4 separate regions of the Homo sapiens genome follow, and all the other regions are linked to region 4. Evidence: chromatin contacts called from ENCODE Hi-C or POLR2A ChIA-PET data. All regions are on one chromosome and are shown on one strand. Each heading gives the region's core, a stretch centred on a gene start or an enhancer-like site at or near the end of the contact. The rest is flanking DNA. Distances are from core to core; before and after follow the strand shown. Region 1 has its middle 20 kb from the start of CYP1B1. Region 2 holds the start of CYP1B1 (cytochrome P450 family 1 subfamily B member 1). Region 3 overlaps CYP1B1-AS1 (CYP1B1 antisense RNA 1). Region 4 has its middle 46 kb from the start of QPCT.

Region 1 (2,805 bases), core at 50-2,549, 710 kb after region 4:
ATTGAAACACCACTGCAACCCTCTAAACTATTGCAGAGTTGCCACCACCAGGTGTCTGGCTAGAAAGATGTCATCTTCCCAAGACAGCTACCTGCCCAGATGATGTACCTTAGCCCCAGGAAGGAGGAGGAAGAAGAGGCAGACAGAATGATGCCCAAACCCCTGCGGCCCGGAGACGAGGTAGTGCCTGAGTCAGGAAGCTGGGAGAGCCCAGCTCAGTGGAAGAGGCATGTGGATCCTGGTTAGGTGTGAAGCCAGGAGGGCTTCTTAGCCACAGCCTGAAATCGAAGCCCAGGATCGAGCCACAGTCTGAAATTTTTGGATCGCAGCTCTGCCAATTAAACCAATGGTAACAATAATAATGTACTGTCATATATGTAAGAACTGCCATATATGGAGCATTTTGAGCCAGGCAATGTGCCAAGCACTTGACAGAAATCATTTCATTAATCCCACACAGCCAACCCTTTGAGATAACCATTGCCCTCATCCCTTTTTTACAGACAAATAAAGCAAGGCAGGAAGAGTTGGAATTATCAATCAAGGTCACACACACTATGTTGGTTGAGCTGAAATTTGAATTCAGTTCCGCCGGGCTGCAAAAACTCTCTGCTGCTTCCCAGCTGCACCAGCTAGGCAAACTCCTGCCAGAGGAAATCTCACAGTTGGAGTGCAGTAGGCATAGATTTCTCCTACTTAACTGGGGGGAGGCTGTAGTCACAGCGAAGGGAATATTATTGTGTCCCATGGGAAGAAACATGAAGACGGAGTGGACGCTTCATTCCTACTCCAATCAGCCATCTGGAGGGTTCAGGGCTGAACTGTAGTGGGGGCATCACAAAACTTAGGGAGGTGAGGAGCCTCCCTTAGGGAGGTGACAGCCTGAGTACATGGCCCCCAAGCTTTCAGATCCCTTCCTGCACCCCTCCCCACCTAGCTCTGCACTTGGCATTGTTGCTACTAGCCAGGAAGTCTGAGATCTGCGCAAACCCCGCCCTTCCCCGCCGCCCCCGTAAGCACTACCGTCCCTTCAAAGTTCAGACGTGGGGTCCTTTGGAGCCCTGCTCCCTAGAGGGTCGCCTGGCACATGGCCACCTCCACATCCCGCCCCTTCTGAGCTCAGCCTCCCAGAGGTGTGAACTTCTTACAAACACACACTATCACCCAATTCCCTGGAAAAACAAACAGGACAATTGTGTGAAAATTCCATTCTAAGGCATCCTCCCTTCTCTGTAACCAGAGGCTCCAAGGAGTTCAGCATAGCACGAGCTTTTAATTTGCGTGCAGACAAGCACAAAAGGCACAACCGGATATACCTGTTATTTCCCAATGACCTGAGAGCCCGAAGTTTATGTTAAGCCTTGGGTTATGGCACAGCTTGCACGCAAGGCCCTGCAGCTCCTGCAGGCAATTGAGAGGTGGTGGTGTACAGGACAGAGGAACAACTCTGAAGTGACAGCACATAATTTAATTCCCCCTAAGCTTTCCAAGCATGCAGACTGTTCCTTTTTTGTCAGCGTATAACCTAAGTGATTTGTTCTACTCAGGCAAGAAATGTCTAATTTAAACCACATTGCAGCTAAGCCCTTAGTGAAGAAGGAGAACTCCTTGAGGCTTAGCCGTGCGTGGTTAGGCTGGTGGTAGCTGAGGCAAAGCAGACCTCTTTCAGCCCCTGTATTTCTTACTCAGGTCATGACTGGAGATACGTGGGTTGGGGGGCTCTAATCACCACACTCACTCTTCTGTCTCACACTTCATCCCTCGTGAATGGGTTTAGTTTTAGTAAGAATGTTTACAGGAGAGTGTTGGCTACATGTCCCCAACATCCCGGGTTTGAGTCCCATCTGAGCCACCAGGAGTTGGGTGACTTCAGGGAAACCTCTTAAACTCTAACCATTGTTTTTTCTTCTCTGAGAAACAGGACAAATCGGTAGTGGGGGTGCACAGATTGGCACATTTTCGTGGCAAGCGATCTGGCTTAGGAAGCAAGAGATCTGTGCTCCAGCCTAGCTTTGTTCCCAACTAGCAGTGGATTTGCAGCAAGGAACTTTTCTCTGGGCCTCAATTTCCTCATCTGTAAAATAAGCAGGCTGGATGAAATGGTCTTTGAAGTTCCTTCAGCTATAAAATACTATGTATGTCTTAAATCACTTGGAGTTTGACAAAATAATAGTTATAATAATTTTAATTATTATTGTGATTTCTTCCTACAATCCCAAAGATTTCACTAGCCATGCAAATCTTTTAAAATTCTTCTTTAAAAGTACTTTTCTTGGCCTTACTGACATGAAGCAAAGAAGGATTCTAGGCCCCCAGATGGTAGGATTTGGGGTAGACATTCTGTGTCTGTCTCATTCCCCATGGAATTATCAAATTTCCCCCCTAGCCACGCCAGACTGCTAAATGGTCTCTAAGTATAGCCTACATTTCAAGGCTGTTTCCTCAGCCAAAAATGCCCCTTCTCCTTGTCTGCTGTGAAACTCCCTTCCTTTTACCCTCCTCTTTCCATTATGGGACAGTTTTCTCTTCTGGGCTCCCTTGAGCACTTCACACTATTATTCCATTGACTTCATGCTGTTATTTTTGGTTTTGTATTCAATATATCTTTGCTCAACTAGACCCTCAGGAACTCTGTCATCTGTACCACCCAGCCTCTCCTTCCCAGCCTTCCCCAGCACCTGGTACACATTCATGGAAGAATTAACTTTTGAACCCTGTGGATTTCATCACAATAGGATAAGAATGCTGCATGGGTTTAGGATAGACGTTCACAATCTGAGATGAGCAGTGCTAGCCCCAGTCCCC
Region 2 (2,930 bases), core at 1-2,500, 690 kb after region 4:
CGGCTGCGCGGCTGGCGCGTGAAGAAGTTGCGCATCATGCTGTGGGCTGCGCGCCGCTGCACCTTCCAGTGCTCCGAGTAGTGGCCGAAAGCCATGCTGCGGCCGCCGGACACCACACGGAAGGAGGCGAAGGCCGGCCGGTCGGCGAAGGCCGAGCCCTGCTGCACCAGGGCCTGGTGGATGGCGCGCTCGCCATTCAGCACCACTATGGGGCAGCTGCCCAGGCGGATCTGGAAAACGTCGCCGTAGCGCCGCGCCAGGCGAGCGAACGAGAGGTGAGCCGCCTGGCCCACCGCCGCCGCGTTTCCGATCAGTGGCCACGCAAACGGGCCCGGGGGCGCGGACCGGAGCTGCCGCCTCCGTTGCCTCAGCAGCCGCTGGCCCACATGCACAGTGGCCAGCACCGACAGGAGTAGCAGGAGCGTGGTCTGCTGGATGGACAGCGGGTTTAGCGGCCAAGGGTCGTTCGGGCTGAGGCTGGTGCCCATGCTGGGGACAGAGAGGAGAAGGCGTGACACTCAGGGGTGCAGAGACAGGAGCGGGCGCCCCACGCCCCTACCCCAGCCTCTGGGGACTGAGTGCCGTTGGGTGGAGAGGTCGGAGCTGACTCTCTGGAGAAATGGCCGAAGACGCCCCTTCCCATCCCCAACCCACTCTCCCTTGGAGAAGAGAAGGGGCGTGTTTCCACCTCGCTGTAACCCAGCGCCAAACCCTTCCCCTCCCCGCAAGGCGCGTAACGGTTCCTGCAATCTGGGGACAACGCTGCGGGCATCGAGGCGGTGGCGCTTGATTTCCTTTAAAGTACCTACCACGCCACCCGCTACCTGTAATAATCCATCTGAAGAGGTCGCCGGGCAGCGCCTCGGCAGACAGACTGACCTGCGGGGAGGTGCGGTTTCCAGTGGCGCGGGACAGCCGGCTCCGAGAAGGAACTGGGACCTTTGCCTAGGGCAAGACGTCAACAGGAACCCGCAGGCCCGGCCTGGACACCTGCTGCCCTCACTGGAAGCTTTAACTCCCACTCGAGTCTCTTGGCGTCGTCAGTGCCAGGAGCGCTTGGATTGGGATGGGGACGGAGAAGGGTGCCTCGCTCGCCGAGCCCCGCTGCCCTTGGGGACCTGGCAAAGTCGAGGTTTCCTCACAGCGTTGAGATTGAGACTGGGGGTCGGTGAGTGGCGTCAATTCCCATGCCCTTGCGGCTCTCACAACTGGAGTCGCAGAAGCGCTCGCTCCCACTCCCACTCCAGAGTCAAAGCGCGCCATCCCGCTCCTCCGGGTTTTAAGGACTGGGTAGAAGGAGGGCAGCGCGACCTGGCAGGGCGGGGCCTGCGGGGGGCGGGGCGCGCCGCACACCAGGCCGCTTTGACCCGGACTCCCGTCCAGGCGCACCGGCCGGCCTCGGAGCTCTACCAGCAGGCTTTCATGGGAGCGGAGGTGCCCACGTTTCCATTGTGCGGTAACCGCGCTTCATCACAGCCACCTCCAATCGAGGCCGCACGGTGTCCCCAGAACCACGCTCGGTACAACCTGCCCCGGCCGCTGCGCTCGACTTGGGAGCGCGCCCCGCCCCGAGCGCACGACCTCCCTTCCCTCTCCGCGACTTGAGCTTGCTTCCCGGAAAGCCAGTGTAGTGGCAGCGGTTTGCCTCACAGCGCCCCTGGTTGGTTGTTTAAATTTTATCTTAGGTTCTCGCAAACAAATTGCCACCTCAGTGGAGGCTCTTTGGCATGCTAAATTTTTTCCAGTTCTTGCGGCGAGATCAGGAATCCCTAAAAGTAGCCGCTCCCCCGCCCCGGGGCCCCGACAGTGCTTGGGCACACAAAGGCTCCTGGGGCGCAGCTGGCCCTGAGATTTCCCGCGTAGAGGCCACTCCAGGTGGCGCCGCCCGCTGGTGGGCGCGGGGCCGCCCAGGCTGCGATGGAAGCCGTTGGCGCAGGGCGGGGAGCCAAGCTGGGGCGACTGGGGGGGCCTGGGGGAGCTAGCGGGGCGGGACCCGAGCGGGGCGGAGAGTGGCAGGAGGAGGCGAATCTCCGCGCTCCGGCGAACTTTATCGGGTTGAAGTTTCTGCTGTCGCCTCCCCTTTGCGTGCGGAGCTGGGCTTTGCGTGCGCCGCTTCTGGAAAGTCGGCTCCAGTCATATCCCTGGGCGCTGCCTGCGGCCGCTCCTCCCGCGCTTCTCACGGCACCTGACACGCGGAGGCGGCGGCCGAGGGTGGGGTGCCGGCCACCACCACCCTTGGCGTGGGGTGCCGGCCGCCACCACCCTCGGCTGCGCACGCACAGTCGCGCCTGCCAGGCCAGCGAGGCGGACGCTTGGGCCACCACCCGCAGGCCGAGCCCGGGCGCGTATCGCCACCTCGCTGCGCACCGGCGGCTCTGTGGTCTTCCTGGGCGCGCTTGCGGTCGCGAAGGGGGCCCTCCCTTTATAAGGGAAGCCGGAGGCGCTTGGGCGGGGGTGGCTTCCCCCGCCTGGCGCGCCCTTTCCTACATGCTGATGCATAGGATTTTCAAGACAGCTAAGAGAACAAGGACTTCACGAGGCGGGGGGAAGGGCGAACTCGAGGGAAGAGGTGGGATGTATCTGGTTAACCAGGTAGGAATTGTACTGGCTTCATCAAAGGATAAATATAAAAGTGATAGGTTCACCAGGGACAACCCTGCACTTTGAGCTCCACTCGCGCTGCGAATCTCGTGCTATTATTGACCTGTTTACAGATGAATAAACTAGGGTTCAGAGAGGTTGCGTGACTTAACCCAGGTCGCGCAGCCATCAAGAAGTGGAGCCAGGGCTTGAAGCCACCAAGTCCCACTCCAGATCCTTCACATAAGTTTACACGGAAGAAAATTGCAGATAAGAGGCCCAAATGCCTTCTTTCCTGCCTCCCTTAAAAAAAAAAATGCACGTGGGGCTAGGCGCAGTGGCTCACGCCT
Region 3 (2,908 bases), core at 153-2,652, 790 kb after region 4:
ATATTACATGTTCCTGTTGTGAGTATGCAGGGGTTACCATGGGATGACCCCTGTGCTATGAACTTGGAACCTCAAGAAATTAGATTGCCTTTTAAGAATGAATCAGAGAAGAAATACAGGAAACCACTTTAAATAACAAATGTGTTCCTAGGATAGCAAGATTTGACTGGACCCTGACTGACGAGATTACTATACCTAAAGAAAGAACGCATTCGTGAGAAGGAGAGTTCTGCTCAGTTATGAACAAAGCAACTGCATTCAATAAATATTTGTTGAGTACCTACTGTGTTCCAGCAGAGAGCTCGCATTCTAGCTGGGGAGACAGAAAACAAATAAGTGCATTTATAATTGGATGTCTGCTTGTGATATGTGTGTATCCCAGGCAGAGGGTCCACAGAACAAACAACAGCATCTAGTGTGGCTCGGAGATGTGCTCACTCAAGTTCTATGCCAGATTTGAGAAGCCTGCTTGACTCTAACATCCCAAATCTGCATTTCCAGCACTTGGGTGACATTTTGACCTACCTAATAGCTCTCGGGTTGATTTCTCCTGTGTGACTTTCATGAAGACATACATAGAGGAAAAAAAGCACATATCAAAAGTACTCAGGTCAATGAATTTTCCAAAGTGAGCACACCTATGTAGCCAGCACCCCAAATCCCTCCTTATAGCCCCTTTTACCACCCTTACCACTGAAATGTAACCACTATCCTGAGACCAGCACCATAGGTTTGTTTTGCCTTTTTCTGAACTTTATATAGATGGAAATATACAGTTCATACTCAATACATGCTGCATAGATTCTTTGATTCAATATTACATCTGTGGGATATATTCATGTTGTTGTTTGTATTGGTGTTTTGTTCTTTTTTCATTGTCAGATTTCATGGTATCACTACATCACAGTGTATTTTATTTAAATGGACATCAGGGTTATTTCCACTATGCCACTATTCTTTTAACAAACTATTTTTCTGCAGGAATCTGTTAGAAGTGGCTTCTGATGTTTGCAACTAAGAATCCTGCCTGATCCACATTTGTTTTAATTCTAAATTTGTATTGGGTTACCTAGGTTTTGTATTGATTAAGAAATCAAGTGAAAATTTCGGGGTTTTTGTAGAAATTCTTCTTTTTAAACTACGCTTTTGAAGACATAGACATATTTTTCATGAGCTATTTGCCAACGAAGATCTGCTTACTCTGTTTCAACAGTGAAGCCTAATGATAAAAAATAACATTCCATGTAGATAAAAGCTGTGACTTCCCAGCTTAAATACAGCACTTTCTGGAACTACAGCTATAACTTGTGTTCTCTTAGGTTGCTAAACAAGTTGGTTAGGAGCTTTTCTCCTCAGGGTTCAACCACATGACTGCTTCTGGGCAGTTCGAGTGGTTTTCATCCTCATTGCACAATAGCAGAGGTTTTGAGGTTGTGTTTTTCTCCACATTGCCCATTTCCCTGGCGGCCACTCTCAGGAGCTGTGAAGAGCTCAATTTAAAGACAGTCATATCAGTTATTCATCAATTACTGGGATCTTTTCATTTTTTAAGCATATCATATCAACACCCCTTTTGTAGGACTATAGCCTGTCTGAGCGGGGCTGTAGGAGAGAAGGGTATACCTCTCTGTCATTACATCATTTTCTTCTTTGTCCGGGCCATATCAATTGCCAATGCCTCATTCAAGGCCTGACTTTTGAGCAATGAGATGGACCAGCCAGCAGTCATTCCTCTCAGTGACTCAAGGAGACTGACATTTGTAATAACAAGGAGTTACTGAGCACTTGGTATGTATGCCAAGATTCTTAGTATGGACACCAGGGATCTGCAGAGCAAGCATGTCCATTTCATTAAAACCAATCTCTCCACTCGTGCTCTGGATACCATCCCCTTGTCCTTCCCAAAGACTTTCCTCCTGCAATAAACCCTTCTCTCCCTAACATGATCAATTTCTCTCTCCCTCCTGGATCATTTCCATGAGAAGGCAGATGTGTTCTGGTGCCTACTTTCCAAAAAAAAACATTCTCTCACATCATTGCTCCCTCCAGACACAATCCTATTTCTCAACTCTTTCACAGCATGCCTTCCTGCAAAGAATTGTCTGTAGTCACTGCTCCACTTCCTCACCTCCTTTTCTTAGCTCAGCCAACTCTGGTTAACTTCCTTCTCTCCATGCCCCTGAATCTGTTCATTTCAAGGTCATGAATAACCTCTTTTGCCAAACGCAGTGGCCACCACTGTGTCTTCATCTTATTCAACTTTCGAAAATATTTGACATAGTTGATCACTTCCTCATTCTTAAAGCTGTCTCCTCTCCCAGTTTCCATGACACCACTTTCTCCCCTTTTCCTCTGACCTCACTGGCTGCATTGTCTCAGGCCTTTTTGCTCGTTTCTCTTTCTCTGATCTCTCCTGGAATGACTCCAGGCTCTGTCCCAGATCTTCTTGTACTGTCCATCTATAAGCTCTTTGTAAGTGACTCATTCAGTCTCATGTCTCTAAATACCATCTACATACCGATGGCTCTCAAAATTAAAATTTCTGATCTTGATTTATCTGACCTATCCCCTAAGGTCAAGTTCTTATATCCTACTGACTTCTCTATATCACTACATGGGTGTCTAAGAAGTTTCTCAAATGTAGTATAGACAAAGGTCTTGGTTTCCCAATGTCCATCTTTGCCTCTCTCTGTTCTCCCTAGTAAACAGCAGCAATTTTCACCCATTGAAGGCAAACATTTAGAAGTCATCCTTAAGTTCTCTCTCCCTCACTTTCCCAAACGAATCATCGGCAAGTCCCGTTGGCAACAGTTTCATGTCAAGAGTTAATTTTAAGAATCTTTTATTCAATTTAAACTGACAATTTTTAAAAGTTTGGAAAGTGGGAGAGAAAACACCCATGTTTTCT
Region 4 (3,007 bases), core at 172-2,671:
ACTCTACTCATTTCTTTCTTTTTTCTTATCACAACTTGTCATTACAATATTGTTTTACTATGGGTGGGGGGCAGCCTGTTTTCATGATCAAATTGTAGGTTTCATGAGGGCAAGGACTATGTCTATGTTTTTCATCATTGTATTCCCAGCAACTTGGAGATATTTGTGTGTGTCAGAGGTTTAATACATACTTGGTGATTAAACAAATATTCAAGAACTGATCCAGCTTCTATTTCTCTGGCTTCAGGACTTGCCTCAAATGTCCCTTTATCACAGGCCTTCTCCAACTACCCTATATAAAATGTAACAGTGTATCTCCTGGCTTTTACTCTTGATTGTGGTGAGAGATTTGGTATCCTTGGTCTGGGCCTTTTGTGTTCTCTAAGAACCTGGTTTGCCCTCTGCCTCTTGGCTCTACTGGCTGCCATGAGCATCTACACCTCCCAGCTCCAGCTCTCAGGGCCCCTGTCCTCATTCAAGGCCTGCCCTGCTTCATCCTGGAGGAGATGGGGCAAACTCAGATACAGAGAGCTTTAGCAACTTGTTCAAGTTTATACAATAATGAAGATTGGGCCAGAAGTCAGGTTTTGGGATTTGCACCCAGTCTCATGCCTTTTCACTCTATTATGCTAATCCTGTATCTCTGTTTCAAATCGAAGTGACTCATTTTGAGTTTTCAGATGAACACTCCAAGTATTATGGAGTACCTGGTTATTTGAAGTAAAAAAAAAAAACAAAAAACCAAGAATTGAAGCTTCTAGCTAGACAAACAAAGCTTGAAGCACCAGACAGCTATTGAAGACCAAATCTACCCACAGGGCTGGAATTAGGCACCGAGGGAACAGATGCAGGGAGAGATCCAAGCTCACAGCCAGGAGCCAGATGCTGGGTGTAAGCTGTCTGTGCCTGTCCTCCTTTCCCAAGGCCCGCCAAAGGGAGGCTCTGAGCTTCAGAGTGGGGATCTAGACTTCAGTTGCCAGTAGGTTCTGAAAGTGCTGCCCTCAGGGAAATGGTGACTTAGAAACAGAACTGCAACAAGTTTCAGTTGAACTCCAGGGAATTCCCTAGGTATGCCTCTTGCCTCCTCCTCATCTCTCTCCTTCAAAAGAAGGACATTTGAGGAAGTCCCAGGGAAGAGAGATGAGAAATATGGTTATGAAATAAAGAGAAATGAAGAACCACAGTATGGAGTACTTTTCTGCATTGGGTAGGATTTGTGGGTGAGACAGAGAATTGGGTGGAGGGCAGAAGGCCAGAAGGAGTAGGCAGAGGAAGGAGGGGGTGTTGAACCTCCTTCAGGCATCGAGCGAGAAACCTGACCTCGGAATAGTCACACTTGATCTCCTTTTGGCTTCTGTGTACCAGCAAAGCCTTTAGGTTTAGTCTGTTTCCTCTGTGGCAGAAAAGGAAGCCCAAGACAATTTGCATAGGCAGCTCTCAAGCAAAGCCTCCCTCAAAGAGTTTCTGACTCATCCCCATGACTTCCTCCCCCATCTGTCAACAGGGGAAACTCCAGGTGGGAGGTTACATTTCCTGCCTCCCTGTTATGGACTAGTTTCCTTCCTGGGAGGTGAGGCAGAAGTGGAGGGGACTTTCTCCCTCCTCATCATCCCATGCCTTCTCTCTTCTCCCGGTTCCTCTCTATCAAACTCTATGTTCCCATTTTGAGCTGAGAATAAGGAACAGCAGAGTTGATTAGAAACATTTTAAAATCAAGTGATTAAACTCTGATAATGGCAGAATTTCAAACATGAGTCAGTATGTAAATCCAATTGTAAAGATGAAGCTTTGAAGATATTTCTGTGTTCTCAGAACCTCAGAAGTTAATTCCTAGACATTGCTTCCTCCTAAGGGCAACTTCAGCACATGGTCCACAAGGATATAGGGCAGGATCCTCATAGAGGTAGTGGGCTACATGTCTCAAGTTGTAGGATGCTCTGGGTCCTCAAGTCTATCTATCCTCTTCCTCGAGTTCTGCACATCATCTTCTACATGCTGCTGGGCTCCTGAAAGCAGCACAACACCCTGACGGGGAGCTTGTTTGAGCATTCATTCTTTCTGTGTTTTGATAGTGTTAGGTAGGCCACCATCTGTGGGTTCTGTTTAGATCCACAGTTCTTCCTCTGGACATGGGATGTATCAAAGCAGGAAAGAGGCTGCCCATCTGAGCTTTTCATGATGTCGCGGCTGTGGCTCTGGCTGTTACCAGAGCTATACAGGAAACCCAGGGAGAGGGCTTGAAATGGTTGGGCATCAGGTATAAAGAAAAAAGCACTCAGAAGTATGGAATTTGTTTACATTGGTTCAGGGAACCAAAGAAGATTCGAGAATAGAATGTTCTGTCCTGTGTGCCCACTGAAATTAGAATTGTATGGGATTTTCCTCCAACACCCTGGTGGCTATTTTCCAGTGTCTTTTGCTGATTCCTCTTCATCTTCAGACTTGTCAAGTTTGAAAGGCTCTAAGACTCAGTTCTTGTTCCTCTTCATTTCTCCATCTCAGTCCATTGTTGACCTCATCCAGCTTCAAGTCTTTAAATACCATGTATATGTTGGCAACTCCTGGAGCTCTCAAATGTTTTCTAGACTTGTATGTACAACGGCCTACTGAACAGTTCTACTTGAAGGTCAGATTCAGCAAGTTCCCACTGAACTCCTGGTCTCCTCCCCACAAATCTGCTTCAGACATTGTTGGATGGCAGTAGCTCCAACCTTCCTGTAGCCCAAAACATAGGAGTCATTCTTTTTATTGAGACATAATCTCGCTCTGTTGCTCAGGCTGGAGTGCAGTGGTGCAATCACGGCTCACTGCAACCTCCGCTCCCTGGATTCAAGCAATTCTCCTGTCTCAGCCTCCCTAGTAGTTGGGATTACAGGGGTGTGCCACCAAGCCCGGCTAATTTTTGTATGCTTCGTAGAGACAGGGTTTTGCCATGTTGGCGAGGCTGGTATCGAACTTCTGACCTCAAGTGATCCACCCACCTCGGCCTCCCAAAGTCCTGGGATTA

What was found. A loop is a pair of places that touch in the nucleus more often than their neighbours do. ChIA-PET counts read pairs that join two places held with the same protein, here RNA polymerase II (POLR2A). Pooled maps may share reads with other maps.
Region 1: a pooled map shows a loop between it and region 4 (2.8-fold over the local background). The contact joins two enhancer-like sites. A Hi-C loop is called at or near these places in 1 of 37 single-sample maps with no recorded cell type and 3 of 50 pooled maps.
Region 2: a map of GM12878 shows a loop between it and region 4 (3-fold over the local background). The contact joins the promoter of CYP1B1 here to the enhancer-like site in region 4. A Hi-C loop is called at or near these places in 2 of 168 maps with a recorded cell type or tissue (GM12878 and chondrocyte), 4 of 37 single-sample maps with no recorded cell type and 12 of 50 pooled maps. POLR2A ChIA-PET finds 5 or more read pairs at or near these places in 1 of 52 experiments (HEK293).
Region 3: a map of GM12878 shows a loop between it and region 4 (2.7-fold over the local background). The contact joins two enhancer-like sites. A Hi-C loop is called at or near these places in 1 of 168 maps with a recorded cell type or tissue (GM12878), 6 of 37 single-sample maps with no recorded cell type and 4 of 50 pooled maps.

What each region holds. Positions count from the first base shown.
Region 1 is chr2:38,095,077-38,097,881 of GRCh38, forward strand. No RefSeq gene overlaps it. Among named protein-coding and RNA genes, the nearest start is that of CYP1B1, 20 kb to the left of the region's middle. Within about 2 kb of position 1,300, at least 13 of the 41 ENCODE cell types and tissues checked have a DNase peak (open chromatin) inside an H3K27ac peak, as active enhancers do.
Region 2 is chr2:38,074,901-38,077,830 of GRCh38, forward strand. It overlaps CYP1B1 (cytochrome P450 family 1 subfamily B member 1), which reads right to left and starts at 1,251. Exons shown (of 3, transcript NM_000104.4): 1 at 880-1,251; 2 at 1-489. The coding sequence starts at 488. RefSeq lists a promoter at 1,232-2,607, cis regulatory regions at 1,246-1,253, 2,174-2,203, silencers at 1,247-1,336, 2,247-2,366 and an enhancer at 2,074-2,272.
Region 3 is chr2:38,176,940-38,179,847 of GRCh38, forward strand. All of the region lies in intron 2 of CYP1B1-AS1 (CYP1B1 antisense RNA 1), which reads left to right. Among named protein-coding and RNA genes, the nearest start is that of CYP1B1-AS1, 47 kb to the left of the region's middle. Within about 2 kb of position 1,403, at least 16 of the 41 ENCODE cell types and tissues checked have a DNase peak (open chromatin) inside an H3K27ac peak, as active enhancers do.
Region 4 is chr2:37,389,155-37,392,161 of GRCh38, forward strand. No RefSeq gene overlaps it. Among named protein-coding and RNA genes, the nearest start is that of QPCT, 46 kb to the left of the region's middle. RefSeq lists an enhancer at 950-1,139. Within about 2 kb of position 1,422, at least 15 of the 41 ENCODE cell types and tissues checked have a DNase peak (open chromatin) inside an H3K27ac peak, as active enhancers do; they include GM12878, where a contact is called at or near this core.